Regions from separate parts of the Mus musculus genome. Here region 2 is linked to region 1. The links are chromatin loops, found by intact Hi-C in ENCODE. Cell type or tissue: heart. All regions are shown on one strand.

Region 1 (8,000 bases):
GATGGATGGCTCAGTGGTTATGAGCACTGGCTATGATTCCCAACACCCATGTGGCAGCTCACAATTGTAACTCTAGTTCCAGGCCATCATAGTCCTCTTCTGACCCCTGCATGTACCAGGCACTCAAACACTCACTTACAGTAATCTTTAAAAACAATGTTACAGGGCTGGAGAGATGGCCCCGTCGTTAAGAGCACTGACTGTTCTGCCAGAGGTCCTGAGTTCAATCCCTAGCAACCACATGATGGCTCACAGCCATCTGTAATGGGATCCGATGCACTTTTCTAGTGTATCTGAAGACAGCTGCAGTGTGCTCGTATAAATAAAAAATAAATAAATCTTAAAAAAATGTTACAGGCAGACAAAATAAATGGAAGGCCATGCTGGTTGCTATTTGCCAATCTTGTTATGAAATACTTACAAACATAACTACATATGTATTGTTATGTATGTGTGTGTACATTGATGTATATATGTATGGATGCAGGTATGTATTGTACTTTGTATATATGTGTTATTTGGGGTGATGCCTGAGATTGAATTTAGGGCCTTGCACATACTAAACACATGCTCTACCAGAGCTACAGCCAACGTTCTTTCAGTAAGTAAACTACTGTGGCTATAGCCACTTCATGGAATTCCCGTGCTGACTTTAACATCCCAAGCCTGAGAAGCCCAGGATGAGGCGACTGCGCCTATTTCTCACACTCTTTGAAGCTGGGATTATTCTCTGGGATGTCCCTGGTGTCTCTCTCCATGTAATCCCTTTCCTAGTGCCCCAGCTGCTGATCAGAATGGGATTTGTGGATTCTTAGAAGCTAAAGTCCAGGGCTCTCCACCTCCGCTTTCCCCGCCCCCACTCACCTGCTTGTAGCCTTGGCAACAACCGAGTCAGGATCTGAAGTTGTTTGTGCTGGACAACACATTCCCTCAGGGGTTCCAGGGTTTGTGAGGTCCGAGACAAACCCTTTAGTAAGTGATGGGCCTGGCTCAAAGCTTCACGAGTTCCCTGCACAGCCTCGAGGGCTCGGGTCAGCTGCCACACACCAGTCTGCACACCTTCCAGGTAGGACTGCACCACTGACTGTGGAGAGAGGTAGCCGCTCCTAAGGCCTGGCCAGCCCTCCAGCCCAGTCTAACACTCCTGCTCCTCACCCACCTTAATTCTTGCTTCCAGGGAATAGTTACGCTGTATTTCACGGCTTCGGTACTGGCCCAGCCTGGTCAGCTGCTCTGGCCGGTAGAAGATGCCTGAAGCCCACTTGAGTGCTGCACCCCGAGCCAGCTGTTCGGCCCTCTCCTGCTCTGGCCACTCAGGCCTTGGGCAGGAAGATCCTGGGGTTGGTTGTGTCAGTCAGGGAGGGCCTGTGGCTAACGCACCTGCTGCTCTTCTGTTTCCTCGGGACAGCCCCACTCTTGGCAATCCTATAGAGCTCTAGCTAGACCTGACGGGAAAACCCAACCCCACTAATTCCCATTTGTCTTGACATCATCCTTCCCCAAGCCCAGCCAACGAGGCTCATACCAGGACGAAGTGTGGGCTGTATCTTGCTGTCCATAGTTTGCCTAGAGCTGCTGCCGATGTGGTAGGAGTGGGAGCGAGTGCCTGGAGGAGATCAGGCAGAGCGGATGTTCCTTGGGCTCCGCTGAGAAAGAGGAGCAGGGTCCTTGCCTACCCCCTTCAGGAAGTAAGAAGGGGATACCTGGGAGGCCTCAGTCCTCTGGCTTGGACTATGCAAATAGGCAAAACTGTAAGTCCCCTTTCCTGCTCTGTAACGCCCAGGATAGTTTGGTACAGAACTTACCAGATCTGACCGGTGTCCAGTTCTCCCTCCTCTGCAAGTGGCCTTGGCCTTGAGAGTAGCCTTCTCGCTCCTGCAGAGCTGGGCACACCCTCACTGCTCACGGGACCGGAGGGACTCCAGCTCCTTTGGCACCAGCAGCCAAATTCCTCTCCCCAAGGAAGCCTCTCTCCCACTTCACGGCCCAGAAACCCCTACTTCTCCCCCAAGGCCCCTCCTTCAAAGCAGAAAGGAAGGAAGTTGAGTCTCTGGCACTTTATTCCCAACAGGAAAAGCATCTGCATTGAGGTGGGGAGCGCTGGGCGCCATTTCCTGTTGGGTGGGGGCAGCTGTGGACTCCCCCGGTGAGCACCAAGTCTTGATCAGCCCACCTTAGACTTCTAAATACTCCGGAAACACATATGCATATTTAAAGCTGATTTGGCCTCAAGCTGGTTTGAAGGATGACCCCCTATGTGGTAGAGCCTCAGCAAACCGCAGTCGAGTCTGAGAACCACAGATGGTATATGCCTTGGTAGGGGAAAGATCACATGTGGTGAGGCAAAAGAATAGTGAGAGATGGCAGTTAGGGATCCAAAAAGCTACATTGTTCCTGTAAGTGATGGGGAGCTAGGGAGGACACTAGATATAATGGAGCACCACCCAAATCCACCCATCATAATAGACCCTCACTTCCTACTGTCAGAAGGGTTGACAGCTAAGACCTCAGGAAGACTACCCCAACTTCAGGCTCCATTATAACTAGAGCTTCCGAAGTCTGCTTTCTCACAAGTGTGAATCATCAATCAATTTGGGGAAGGCAATTTGTGTCCTAGAGGGACTGACCGTCATAAAGACATAACCATAAGTGATAACACTGTTAAAAATAAATAAGACTTGCAAGCTGGTAAGATGGCTCAGAGGCTCAGAGCACTTGCTCCTCTTGCAGAGGACAGGGCTTCAGTTCCCAGCACCTACACGGCAGCTAATAATAACTGCCTGTTAACTCTAGCTCCCAGAGATCTGACACCCTCTTCTAAACCTCCTTGAGCACCTGCACACATGTGGACAAACATAAACACATACACACACAATAATAATAATGATGATGATGATAATAATAATATAAACCTTTAAAAACTGCAAAAATAAATGAGACTTGCAAACACACAGTTCTTCCCATGTGTCAGAAAATGCCTTAAAGGCTTTGCTTATATTCACACGCAGGCAAACACCTTTGCATGGACTAAGTAGTGGTTGGAAATAAGACTCCTGGCCACTGTGAACTGTATGTAGCATGGAGGCCAGCGAAAAATGATGCTGGAACGAAATAAGAGATAGAAGTATGCAAGCTATTTATTGTTAGTGCTTGCTGTTTTGGCAGGAAGTAACAGGAACAGCAGGAATTATCTCTGAACATCAGGGAAGCCTTTAGAATAAGTTTTAAGCAAATAGGCTAAGCTTGTGGCTTATGGCTTCCCTTCCCTGGATGGAATGTTCAGGCAGTTAGTAGTCTAGAAGCAGCTTAGCAAGGAAGAGTCGGGTGGTTCTCGCTTCTCAACTGCCGGTACTGCTCACTAACTTCTTCCATTTCCTACCATACAATTTTTTCAGGTTTCCTAGCTGCCCTAAGGAGTTGTTTTGGTTTCCTTTGCTAATGATACATTTGCCGACGGTCCCCCGGAGTTTTGCGTCCGGATCAGCAGACGGGAGTTGCACCAGATACCCTGGGAAGGCGCGAGACGGAAGCGGAAGCAGCCTTGATAGCTCCGGTGGCCCGGCGACTAGGAACGGAAGCGGAAGTGGCGCCGCCGCCGGCCTCGCCTGGCCTGGCTGAGGGGAGGCGGCGGGCGGGCGCGATGGCGGAGGCCGGGCCACAGGCGCCGCCGCCCCCGGGGACTCCAAGCCGGCACGAGAAGAGTCTGGGACTTCTCACCACCAAGTTCGTGTCGCTCTTGCAGGAAGCCAAGGACGGCGTGCTTGACCTCAAGCTGGTGCGCTCCGGGCCGAGGGGGCGACTGGGGAGATGGGGGCACCAGGCCTGGACCGGGAGCGGGAAGCCAGCGGGGCGGCCCCACTGAGTCCTCCGGCCGCCATCCGTGTGCTTTCTCACCCTGATGAGAGAGGCGGGAGGTTGTTTCCATTCACCGAAGCCATTAAGCCTCAGCTCTGTCTGGGTCCCGGCTGCAGGTGCAGGCCCTCGTGGCCCTTGGCGACTAGGACAGGGAGCCGAGCATCAGAACACAGCTAAGCCAAGACTCTTCCCGACACACTCGCGGAGTGATTGGAAGGAACGCCAGGGTTGGGACATAAGACTACCTCCCATTCCAGACTAAACATCTCAGGGTGCACACTTTTTAAGAGTGGGGCTCCATTCTCCATTCTGTTCTACCTGCCAGGCAGCCGACACTCTTGCTGTGCGCCAGAAACGGCGGATCTACGACATCACCAACGTGCTGGAAGGCATCGGTCTGATCGAGAAGAAATCCAAGAACAGCATCCAGTGGAAGTGAGTGTGGGCTGTTTGGGGAGGGCAGAAGTGTCAGGGGTGTTGGGGTTGGGAGGGGATGGTGATGTTTATAGGAGAGAGTTGGGGTCTGGCACCCAGAGATCTTAGGGATCCCACGCTCAGTCTCTCAATCCCATGGTTCAGGGGCGTCGGGCCAGGTTGCAATACCCGGGAGATCGCTGACAAGCTGATTGAGCTCAAGGCAGAGATCGAGGAGCTGCAGCAACGAGAGCAAGAACTGGACCAGCACAAGGTGTGGGTGCAGCAGAGCATCCGGAATGTCACTGAGGACGTCCAGAACAGCTGATATCCTCTGCCAGTCCCTGCCTCGGGGAGTGGGCAAGGGGCGCTCAGCTGGTTTTGCTCTGTGGCGCTCTGGGTCCTGTACCTCTTAAAAGAATGCTCCAGCAACCCCTGGTCAGATTCAGACGGGAGGCTCCAGTCTCTTCCAGCCTTAGCCCATGATCCTTACCCACCTGGACCCCAGGTTCCAGAAATTTCCTCTGAGGGCTGTGTGGAAGGCATAGGCTGAAACATTGGGTCTCTTCTGTGGTCTGCCATCTGGCACAAAAAAAAGCCTCAGCTGTTCTCCTTAACCCCCACACCTTGGCCTACGTGACTCATGAAGACATCTGCAGATGCTTTGCTGGTGAGCGGAGCCTGGGTAGAGGGAGGTGGGGGGTGGGGCTGAGCTAAGTCATGGACCCATGGTCCAAAAAGAAGTTCCAGCTCTCGAAGGTTCGTGATGCCTACTTAAAGAGAAACAGGCAGCAGGTGTCAGTTTGGAAGTCACTGGGACTCTGTAGGGTACAAGAGTCCCCAGTGTGTCCCTGGGTTTGCCCTTATCAGCAGTGTTCTCTGAGTTTGGTTCTTGGGCAATATAGTGGCACAGAGGAACAAAAAGAATTTGTACATGTAACTTGTGTGCACAATCTTACATACTTGTATGTAGGGGTCGGTGGTGTCTGTTTCTAATTTGTACTTAGTCCCACTATGTATATACGAATTGTTCCTTTTTTTTTTAAGATTTACTCATTTATTATAATATGTAAGTACACTGTAGCTGTCTTCAGACACTCCAGAAGAGGGAGTGTCAGATCTCATTACGGATGGTTGTGAGCCACCATGTGGTTGCTGGGATTTGAAGAGCAGTTTAGTGCTCTTAACTGCTGGGCGATCTTTCCAGCCCTCGTTTCTTTATCTTATATTCCATCTTGCATCTTGGAAAAACTTGGTCAGAACATCTATTTCTAGGGATCAGCATCATTTGAAGAGTGAGGTGGTGGTACCTGTGGCTGGTGACTTGTTCCAGAATATAATAGTACATTTAATCCCAGTACTTGGGAGGCAGAGGAGAACAGATCTTTGAGTTTGAGGTTAACCTTGTCTACATTGCAAGTTCCAGGACAGCCAAGGCTACACAAAAATACCCTGCCTCAAAAAGAAGAAAGAAAGAAAGAAATGTGTTTGGACCTAGATTTTCTGAGCATGAGGTTTTGCGGAGAGAAGAATTTTTGCTGTACCCAGTGCTCTAGGGAGGTAGAGGCTTAATATCCAGTCTCTTAGAGACTGATTTCTAGTCCTGCTCCAGACAAGACAGGAAAGGAACAGACACTTGCTTTCTAATTGAGCTCATGGGCCCTGACACATTCTCCTTGTCGTTCTAGGAGATACCCTCCTTGCCATCCGGGCGCCATCGGGCACCAGTCTAGAGGTGCCCATCCCAGAGGTAGGTACTTATCCCTGCAGGGCGGTGTCGGCCGAGGGTGGATACTGGCTGTGAGGCTTGATAAGTTCAGGGTGGGGCAGGTAGGGGAGGCCTGGAGTTTGGGGTTATCTAGGTGGATTAGCAGATGAGGAGGACGACAGTCTGGCTCTGAACCAGGCAAGCAGGAGCCATGCCTGCTTACAATTCTGTTTGTCCCCAGGGTCTCAATGGCCAGAAGAAGTACCAGATTCACTTAAAGAGCATGAGTGGGCCTATCGAGGTGCTGCTAGTGAACAAGGAGGCCTGGAGTTCACCACCTGTGGCTGTGCCTGTCCCTCCCCCTGACGATCTACTCCAGAGTCCACCTGCTGTTTCTACACCTCCACCTCTGCCCAAGCCTGCCTTAGCTCAACCCCAAGAATCCTCTCCTCCAAGCAGCCCCCAGCTAACTACCCCCACTCCTGTCCTTGGCAGCACTCAAGTCTCAGAGGTGGCATGCCAGACATCTGAGATTGCAGGTGAGACAGTGGTAAGGTGTGATGGGGTTTTGTGTTTTGGTTTTTGTTTGTTTGTTTGGTTGGTTGGTTTTGGTTTTTTTTTTTTTTTGGACTCCACAAGAAGCTTTCTGTGTGATGGCGTGCTGTGCTAAGAATTAGAAGTCCTTGAGTCCCCACTGAGCTTTCCCTGGTGTCACAGTGAATGTGCCCCTTTAAATTACTCTTTTCATTTATTATTATACATAAGTACACTGTAGCTGACTTCAGACACATCAGAAGAGGGCATGGTTGTGAGCCACCATGTGGTTGCTGGGATTTGAACTCAGGACCTCCGGAAGAGCAGTCAGTGCTCTTAACCACTGAGCCATCTCTCCAGCCCTGAATATGCCCTTTCTAACAAGGAAGCTTTGACTCTATAGGCAACATTACTAGGGCAGTTTATCCCAAATTGGACAGTGTCTGACGGATCCTGGTGACCCCATGAGTCTCCCTCCTCCAAGACTTGTGTTCTATAGTGATCTTTTCTAGATGTTTCTTGGTAACTAGTCTAAGTCTCCTTCGGTTTGGTTACCACACTGGTTGTCCTGGCCATAGGATCTAGCCTATGGCAGCTGTACAATCCAGTTCCTGACTGTGTGGTTTGGGATGTGGTTGCAGTGAGTGGTAGCCCTGGAACTGAGAACAAGGACAGTGGTGAAGTCAGCTCACTCCCACTGGGCCTGACAGCACTGGACACTCGGCCTCTGCAGTCCTCTGCACTGCTGGATAGTAGTAGCAGCAGCAGCAGCAGCAGCAGTAGCAGCAGCAGCAGTTCATCTGGACCCAACCCTTCTACCTCCTTTGAGCCCATCAAAGCAGACCCCACAGGCGGTGAGTACTTACTGAGAGGTGGGGGCTAGCAGGGAGAGTCTAGCCCTAGCCCATTGTTGTATCAAACACTTGGAGTTGGGAGTTCCTTTCCTGCTAAGCTCAGCTCTCTGCCAGCCAGAGAAGGATGTCTAATCTCAGGGTCAGTGCTGGTGCCTCTTGCTCCTTCCTGGGACTCCATTTCCCTCTGCTGCCACTTGGAACATCACTAATTGAGATTTGCTACTCTTTGTATTCACCTCACCTTTCTGTTTTCCTTTTTTTTTTTTTTAAAGATTTATTTATTATATGTAAGTACACTGTAGCTGTCTTCAGACACACCAGAAGAGGGCGTCAGATCTTGTTACGGATGGTTGTTAGCCACCATGTGGTTGCTGGGACTTGAACACTGGACCTTTGGAAGAGCAGTCGGGTACTCTTACCCACTGAGCCATCTCACCAGCCCCTGTTTTCCTTTCTTTGTGTGGATGCCTTTAAAATTAGGCCGTACCACAGTGGGGTAGCTCTGCTGCTGTTGGTGTAGTGCCTGGCCCAGCAGGTTTCTAAGGTCGAGATCTGGTGCTTTCTTGGTCTCTGCTGATGCTCTTTCCTCCTTTGTCTTTACTGTCAGCTCTTGGCTTTTCTACCTCACTGGCATC
Region 2 (8,000 bases), 130 kb before region 1:
ATCTAGGGATCTAGCACAGGTCTTCATGCTTTAGTGTCCAGCACTCTCCTGACTGAGCCGTCTCCCCACAGGATCTCTAGTGTATACTTTCTGTTCGTCTACTGGAGATCGGACTCGGGGTCCCAGGAAGTGACTACCCAGACAGAAAGGTGGGGAGATGCTCAGGGGAGTCTAAGCTAGTTGGATGCTTAGGACAGAAAGGTTCCAGGTAACAAGGCTCCAAAGGAATTATGAGTGTCTGGGACAAGCGATGGGAAGGGTATTTCTGAGCAGCACAAAGACCTATCTTCAGACCTTCTAGATCTGGATCTGAGTAAACTTCACAGGGCAGAGTCTGAATCAATCCATACTCAACCAGACTGCCAGGAGTGCAGGCCCGAATGTACCTCATCTGGATGAAAATTTCCTTTATAATTTTTTCTTAAATCCCATTTTTGAAAATAAACAAAAAAGACAAATAAACAAACCAAAATCAAAATCAAAAAGGCATACCGAGGTCAGCTGAGGTCAGCTGAGGTCAGCTGAGGAGAACCCCTACAGCCAACAGCTTGTTTCTTTTCCTGGCCAGGACGCTCAGATGCCAGACCATGGTGAGTGTGGGTTACCCTGTGCCCTGGAGTTGCCAAAGGCTGTGCTCATTCTCTGTTTGCTGGGCAGATTTTGCCATTTATTTCCCTGAGGATGCTGCTCCCCACCCCCCTTCAGCTGACAGGATACTCTGCTCTGTGTTCCCCTGAAGTAACCCCTATCTACCTCCAGATCCCTTGTTCTTGAGACTATTTTTCCTCTCAGGGGACAATAATGATTGATTTTCCTTTCTTTCTTTCTTTTCTTTTCTTTTTTTTTTTTTTTTTTTTTTTTTTTGTTTATTTGATTGAGTTGTTGTTGTTGTTGGACAGTCTCCCTGTGTAGCAGCCCAAGCTGGTCTGAGATGTGACATTCTCTTGCCTCAGTCTCCGAGTACCAGTCTAGCATTACAGGACTGGGTCATCCTTCCCAGCTTCAATTTTTATTTCCAATATGAGAAACAATTAGCGCACAGAAAACGATAAATATATAAACAAAAAATTGTATCTTTTGCTAGAGAGAGCTGATACAGACCACTCAGTGGGCCCATACCACATTTTCATTCATTCCCTCTCTGGGGGAAAAAGGCTTTTCTCTCTCAGTTCATCAAACTGCCTCTGTTGCTGCGGATCACAGGCCTTTAACCCCTGATGGATGGTGAGATAATGTAAACTGGTAGATTATATCAGTACGTCTGTCTGGACATTTTACAGAAGGGAAGCTATGTGAACCTAGGACGAGCAATCAAAGTCCTTCCCGTAATAATTTTCAAGAAGCTGAAGAATGGCTGATGCTAGCGTTTGCCAGGAAACAGATTAGGTGACTAAGAGAGCCTTTGAGAATTAAGAGTGAAGGGAAAGGAGAAACAGAAGTGGGTTCTTACAGTCTGGGTGATGTTCATTTGTGCCTGTCTGTCTTTGGTTTGTTTATTTGAAATAGGTGACCTCTTTCAGTTTTAAGTTTGTTGGAATAGGGTTTCTGTCCCTTGAAATTGAAACAGGGCTGAGCAGGGCTGGCAAGAGAGCTGAGCAAGCTAAAGAGAGCTTGCTGTGTGAGAGCCCGATGACCTGAGTTCAATTCCTGGGAGTTAAGGTGGCAAGAGACAACTGACTCCACAAAGTCGTCCTCTGAACTCTCCATACAAGCCACTGCATGTGTGCCCGCATACAAACACTATACCCGTGTGTGTGCATGCACGGGCACACATATACACAAACATTAAAAATAAATAAATAAATGAAGCCATGCAGTGGTGGTACACACCTTTAGTCCCAGCACTTGGGAGGCAGAGGCAGGTGGGTCCCTGAGTTCCAGGCCAGCCTGGTGGACAGAGTAAATTCCAGGACAGCTAGCATTACACAGAGGAAACCCTGTCTCAAAAAACCAAAAATAATAGATAAATAAATGAATGACTAAGTGAAAAGATGGTAAAATAGCTGAAGATCCATCGATAGAAGTTGTTGGCATCCATTCATGCACCTAATCTGTTCTATAGGCTTGGGGTGGGATGGAGGGTGCCTGCCCCAAGAAGGAGATAATTCCATATTTGCTAATGGAAGGAGTATGTCTTTTAAAACCATCAACCTAATCACCTCCTTCCTCCTTTTTTGATTCTCTTTTTTGGCACAGGTCCTCGGCTCAAGAAATCTTCCCACCTCGGTGGCCAAAGTCGCTGGCACTGTAAGTACGTGCTGCTTACAAATTTCACTGCTAAAACCCCTGACCATGAAGGCTGGGACTGCAGCTCAGTGGTAAAGCGCTTGATGAGGTGAATCCCTGGGTTTGAACTGCACCGCCTAGACTGTGGTGGTTTGAGTGAGAAATGGCCCTCCCGTAGGCTCAGATGTTAGAATACTTAATCCCCTGTGATGGCACTGTTGAGGTGTGGCCTTGCTGGAGGAAATGTGTCCCCAGGGCCATCTTTGAGGTTTCAAAGCCACTGGCATTCCTAAATCTTATTCTGCTTTCTGATTAAAGATGTGAGCCCTCAGTTTCCTGCCTCTGTCACCATGCTCCACCGTTCAGGGATTCTAACCCTCTGGAGTGGTAAGCTCACACAAACTCTTCTTATAACGTGCCTTGGACATGGTGTTTTATCATGGCAGTATGTTTTACTCAAAACACACACACACACACACACACACACACACACACACACACACCACTCCCACCAACAAACCTTTAATTTTGGGTAATCAACTCTCCAGACTTCAGTTAAGATGATTAACCCTCCTAGTTTGTTAGGGACTGAGCAGCTTCAGAAGGCTTGGGGGGCGGGGGGAGGTCATTGCTAAAAATGAGAGCTGTCTATGGCAAACTAGGACAGTTCCTTACCCACGTTTAGGTCCCTATCTAATAAATGAGATTGGGCTGGACTAGCAGTGAAATTCTGCCAAAATCTGTATTCAAGCAGGCATTAACAACTGACCTCAGAACTGATTCCAGTGACTTATGAGTATCTTTTCACAATCCTTAGCATCTGGCCAGCTGCTGCCAAGAGTTGGCACTTACCTGCCATCCTTGAACTGAACTTTTAACAAACTGCGATTTTTAAGGATCAGAGTTTATTGAGGGTCAGCTTTAGCTCAAGCTCTGCTGCAAACCCCGAGTCTGGTTTTCTTCTGCTCTGGTAAGTTCTCTAGAACTTGCAGATCTTGGATTTTTTTTTTTTTTTCTTGTTTGATTGCACATTTGGGTAAAAATATGGACTGGCAACCGGTTACATATAATTAAGATAGTTTTCCTTTAAATGATGTGCTAGATCTACATAAACACTCTCCTACTAACGCCATGAACTTATGAGTGTGCATTTTAGAAATTACTAATCTGAGACTTACTGGTCTGGTACTTGTCTAAACCTTGTCTGCAGGCAGAGCTACACGGAATCCTAAGGCCAACCCCGTTTCAATAGCCACCACCTTTTTACACCATGATTTGGTTAGATGCTTACTTCCACCTTTCAGTGCACAGTCCACATCCCTCCCTGTATGCAAAGTCCTCTAAGATTTAGGTTTCCTTGAATTCAAGTGGCCCTTCTGGGGGTGACTCTGCGTGGCTGGCTGGGGAGCCAAGAAGTTCCAGATCGCTCACAAAGGGCCAAAAAAAAAAAAAAAAAGGTCTGCGGGTCCGCTTCTAGTTGCTAAGAGAGGGGCGGATCCCTTCTGGGCGGGTTGTTCGCAGAGAAGCCCGCGGACAGGCAAGGGGAAGTGCTGAGGAAGGAGCAGGGTTTCACTGCAACCCAGCGGCCCCGCAAGCGGGTGGGTGGCGCATGCGCGGCGCGGGTCGTGGAGTTGTGAATGGTGCGTCTTGTTTGCTAGAGTTTGAGGCGGGCGGGCGCGCGAGGAGGAGAAGGAGGAGGAGGAGGGGTGGGGCCGGCGCGGGGCGGGAGAGCGAGGAGGGCGGCGAGAGGAAGTGGCGGCCGCAGCCGGGGGAGGCTGGAAGCTGTGTCTGCGCGGGCGGGCGGGAGGGAGGACGGCCGGCAACGGCTGAGGCGGGCGGCGGTAGCGTGGGTTGGGCTCCAAGCACACGGCCGCACCTCAGCCTCCCTGGAGCGGGAGGCCACGCGGGCGGGCTCCTGAAACAAAGAGAAGCGGGAGTCCGGGTGCCGCGGGTGGGCGGTCAAGGCGGTCAGCACCGGAGCCCGCCAGCGGGTGCCCGCGCGAGCCTGGGGAGCGCGGCCGGCCGGCGCGGCCTGAGGGCGGGAAGATGCCGCGCGTCGTCCCGGACCAGAGGAGCAAGTTCGAGAACGAGGAGTTCTTCAGGAAGCTGAGCCGCGAGTGCGAGGTGAGGCGGTTGGGGAGGCGCGGAGGCCTCGGCGCGCCCCGAGTGGGCCCGGGGAGGAGAAAAGTTTGAGCGGCTCGGTTGCCGGGAAGCCCCCGGGACGGCGCGCCGGCCGAGGGGGAATCTCGCCCCGGCAAGCAGTCCGCCCACAGGCTCTGCTTGCCCTTATCGGAGCCGCGGGGAGCGGGCGGGCGGGCCGGCGGGTGCCGCCGCGGATTTGACTCCTGATTTCGGGGCCGTCTCTCTGCCTTGCAGATTAAGTACACGGGCTTCAGGGACCGGCCCCACGAGGAGCGCCAGACACGCTTCCAGAACGCCTGCCGCGACGGTCGCTCGGAGATCGTAAGTCGCCGGGGAGGGACCCCCCCACCCTACCCCCGGTGCGCGCGGGGAGGCCGCGGGGACCCAGGCGCGCGCCAGTCACTTGTTGCGCGCGGCCCCGGGCGTGTTCCGGACGGCGCCGCGGACGCTGCGGCTCCCGGAACTGAGCCGGGGGCGCAGGCTCACTTCCTTAGTCCGGATTCGAAAAGCAAGAAAGAGGCAGATGCTGGCGGGGCGGCTCGGCTCGGCCCTCGGGCGGACCCGCCTTCTCCTTGGCCCGCCGCGATGGTTCGGTTCGTGGGATGGTTTGCGTGTCCTAGTGCCGGCTCGGCAATCCGAGCGGAGCTCCAACCGGAGCTTGGCGGAGGTTGTCGCCTAGGCTGTGACCTCCGCCAGACATCGGGGTGCTTGTAGGAAGGATACAGCCCTACGTGTAAAGAATCATTGGAGGGGGATCAGCGATAGGCTTGTTTCTGAGAAGCGAGATTGGTAAATCTATATGAGAAGCTATCTCCCAGTACAGCCGAGAGTAAATCTATTCCACTTATCTGTTGTCCTAATAGAAGAGAGAGACTGTCCTAATAGAAGAGAGAGACGAGAGAAAGGGCCCCAGTGGATGAACAATTTTCTTTTCTTAAAATGTTAAGAATCCGAAAGAAATCTATATTTTCCTTTTTCTAACCTCGATGTGCCTGTCTGAGTATTGGAGTTGCTAAAGAATTGCCTGGTGCTACACAGACAAATCCCATAGTTCATCTAGAGGTTCCTGTTTTATATTTGAAGACTGCTATGGACTCGGCAAGTCCTGGGTTGAAAAATATCGAAGTGATCTAGTTCCTCTCTTGCCTCTTCGTTATCCTCCTTAGAGGTGTTGGTTAGGAAGCAACGAAAAGAAGAACTGTAGGAAAGAGATTTTTTTTGGTTGGGTGGTTTTTGTTTTGTTTTGTTTTAAACTGAAGCACTGTGTAATGAAATCCTAATATTTGCTCAAGTGACAGACCCATTGCCTTAGCCCAAACTTTAAGTAAAGGTACAATTTGAATACAGGTTAACAGTATAAGGCTGTTGGTGAATGTCGCTTTTTTTTTTAATTGAGATGTAGTTCGTATAACAATGAACAACTTGTGCTCGCTTCGGCAGCACATATACTAAAATTGGAACGATACAGAGAAGATTAGCATGGCCCCTGCGCAAGGATGACACGCAAATTCGTGAAGCGTTACATATTTTTAAACTTTATATGCCCCAGAACAGGGGAACGCCAGGGCCAAAAAGGGGGAGTGGGCGGGTAGGGGAGTGGGGGTGGGTGGGTATGGGGGACTTTTGGTATAGCATTGGAAATGTAAATGAGCTAAATACCTAATAAAAAATGGAAAGGAAAAAAAAAAAAACAATGAACAACTTTTTGTCACTGAAACCAGATTTATTTTTAAAGATGTTTTAATATTTTAAATGAAGGCTGTTGGAATTGAATTGCTAGTGAGGTAACACTATAATTAAATATAGCAAGAGCTATTGAATATTTAATCATTCAGGTGTTTCATAAAAGAGAGCCTACCACTTTCAACCCATACCTGATTTCTAGTTACGAGATTCAAAACAAAAAAACATAAGAATGCTTTTTAGTTTTGGCCCTAAGCGGTAGAAGAACACCCTTTAGTGATGATGGCGTCCTTGGCCTGCTTTGTGTAGCAAAAGGTGGGTGGGTGGGATGACCGGTAAAGGGTTTCCTGGATGTCACTAATGTTAAGTATAGAAGATAAGATAAAGTATAATGACTTGCTGTATGCTCAGGCTGAGTTGACTTTCTTTCTTAAATGCAGTGGCACATTTGTTTATGTGTCCTGTCAGAGTTTGGTGCATGCATTACAGACTGGGCGTAGGACACAGTGTGTCTGAACAGCTGTATTTTAATGTTGTTGTGACACAGCAGTGTTACAGCTTGCTGTATTCGTCATAAATTTCCTTTGAGAATGAATTAGACATTCGAGGCTCTCATCTAAATATTCGATCCTACAAATTGTATTTTTCCTTTTTTTTTTCTTTGAGAAGAGGTTCTAGGTAATCTGTCTAGTATTTGGGTGTGCACGTGTGCCAGGGCACACATGGTGGTCAGACAGCAGTTCCCTCCTACCATGTAGATTCCAGGGATTGAAGCTGTCAGTCTGTCAGCAAGCATCCTCACCCATTGAGCCATCTCTCCAAGCCTTGTCCCCCTTTTCCTTATTTTTCTTTTCTGAAGCTGACTTGGAAATATGTCTCTTCATTTTATTTTTTATTTCTCGAAAATATGACTTTATAGCTCAGGCTAGCCTTGTCTGCACAGCTGTCCTCCTGAAGAACATGTTTTCATTCCATACTTGGAGTCTTTTTTGAGATTATAATATTATTACATTTCTCCCTTTCCTTTCTTTCCTGAAAGCTTTCCCACATGCCCTTCACTCTCCCTCAAATTCACGGTCTCTTCTTTCATTGTTTTCTGATACATATATGCATATATGTTTCTAAATAGGACGTGTTCAGTCCATATACTGTTGCTTTTATGTATGTTTTCAAGACTTGCCATCTGGCACAGGACAGCCCATCAGTGTGCTCTTCCCTAGCTAGACTACCTCTCCCACTCCCAGCTTCCCTTGGTTGCCTTGGTTTTTTTGTGTGGGTTGAGTCCTCGTGGGCTTGTCCCCAGCCACTTTGGCATGTCCAGTGTCATCCTTCTTTAGTTCCGGTTAGACCGTCATGTTGGTGAGGTTTTGTGAGTATAGCTTCTGACATTACTAGGCAACACAGTCTCATAGAATTCCCTGAGCCTCTGGCCCTCAGCATCATTGGCTTCCTCAGTGTTCCCCAAGCCTTAGGTGCAGGAATGCCTTGTAGATGTATCCACTGGGACTAGCTCCACAACAGGGATTGTATTTTTTAATTTAGTGGAGGGGGCAGAGTGTATGCCATGGTGAATAGGTGGGGGTCACCTTTTGTTCTTTTTTCTTCCTCCCTTCCTTTCTTCCTTCCTTCCTTCCTTCCTTCCTTCCTTCCTTCCTTCCTTCCTTCCTTCCTTTCTTTCTTTCTTTCTTTCTTTCTTTCTTTCTTTCACCATGTGGGTCCCAGAGTTTGGATTTATGTTATCAGAGTTGGCTGTAAGAACCTTTACCTTAATCATTGGCCCTTTGCTGAGTAGTTTTAACTATTTGTACTTGGGAAGGAATTTCACATTTCCTTCTCTTTGATTTTCATCTTTTAATTAATTTTTACCTGTTCTCCTGAGCACCCCAGTACTGAAGTGAACCTTACGGGTTTTTTTGTTTGTTTTTGGTTTTTCCCGAGACAGGGTTTCT

What was found. Peaks named below come from ENCODE experiments on the same cell type or tissue, not always from the same donor. Only the 100,000 strongest peaks of a DNase experiment are listed, where the experiment ranks them.
Region 2: a loop joins it to region 1, with 7 times the contacts of the local background. A loop is called at or near these places in 1 of 42 quality-filtered maps.

Annotation. Positions count from the first base shown.
Region 1 is chr8:105,294,101-105,302,100 of GRCm38, forward strand. Exoc3l (exocyst complex component 3-like) reads right to left here and starts at 2,013. Exons shown (of 14, transcript NM_177788.5): 1 at 1,806-2,013; 2 at 1,526-1,606; 3 at 1,160-1,335; 4 at 865-1,084. The coding sequence starts at 1,559. E2f4 (E2F transcription factor 4) reads left to right here and starts at 3,563. Exons shown (of 10, transcript NM_148952.1): 1 at 3,563-3,775; 2 at 4,181-4,290; 3 at 4,435-4,596; 4 at 4,896-4,939; 5 at 5,958-6,019; 6 at 6,219-6,516; 7 at 7,153-7,365. The coding sequence starts at 3,641. In heart, no CTCF peak of the experiment used is centred here; DNase peaks (open chromatin) are centred at 1,301, 1,971, 3,571, 4,756 and 1 weaker place; H3K4me3 peaks cover 4,983 bases; H3K27ac peaks cover 2,999 bases; H3K27me3 peaks cover 127 bases.
Region 2 is chr8:105,166,704-105,174,703 of GRCm38, forward strand. Cbfb (core binding factor beta) reads left to right here and starts at 3,971. Exons shown (of 6, transcript NM_001161458.1): 1 at 3,971-4,350; 2 at 4,603-4,689. The coding sequence starts at 4,273. Gm22063 (a small nuclear RNA gene) reads left to right here and starts at 5,793; the gene lies at 5,793-5,899. In heart, no CTCF peak of the experiment used is centred here; DNase peaks (open chromatin) are centred at 3,838 and 4,828; H3K4me3 peaks cover 3,132 bases; H3K27ac peaks cover 2,024 bases.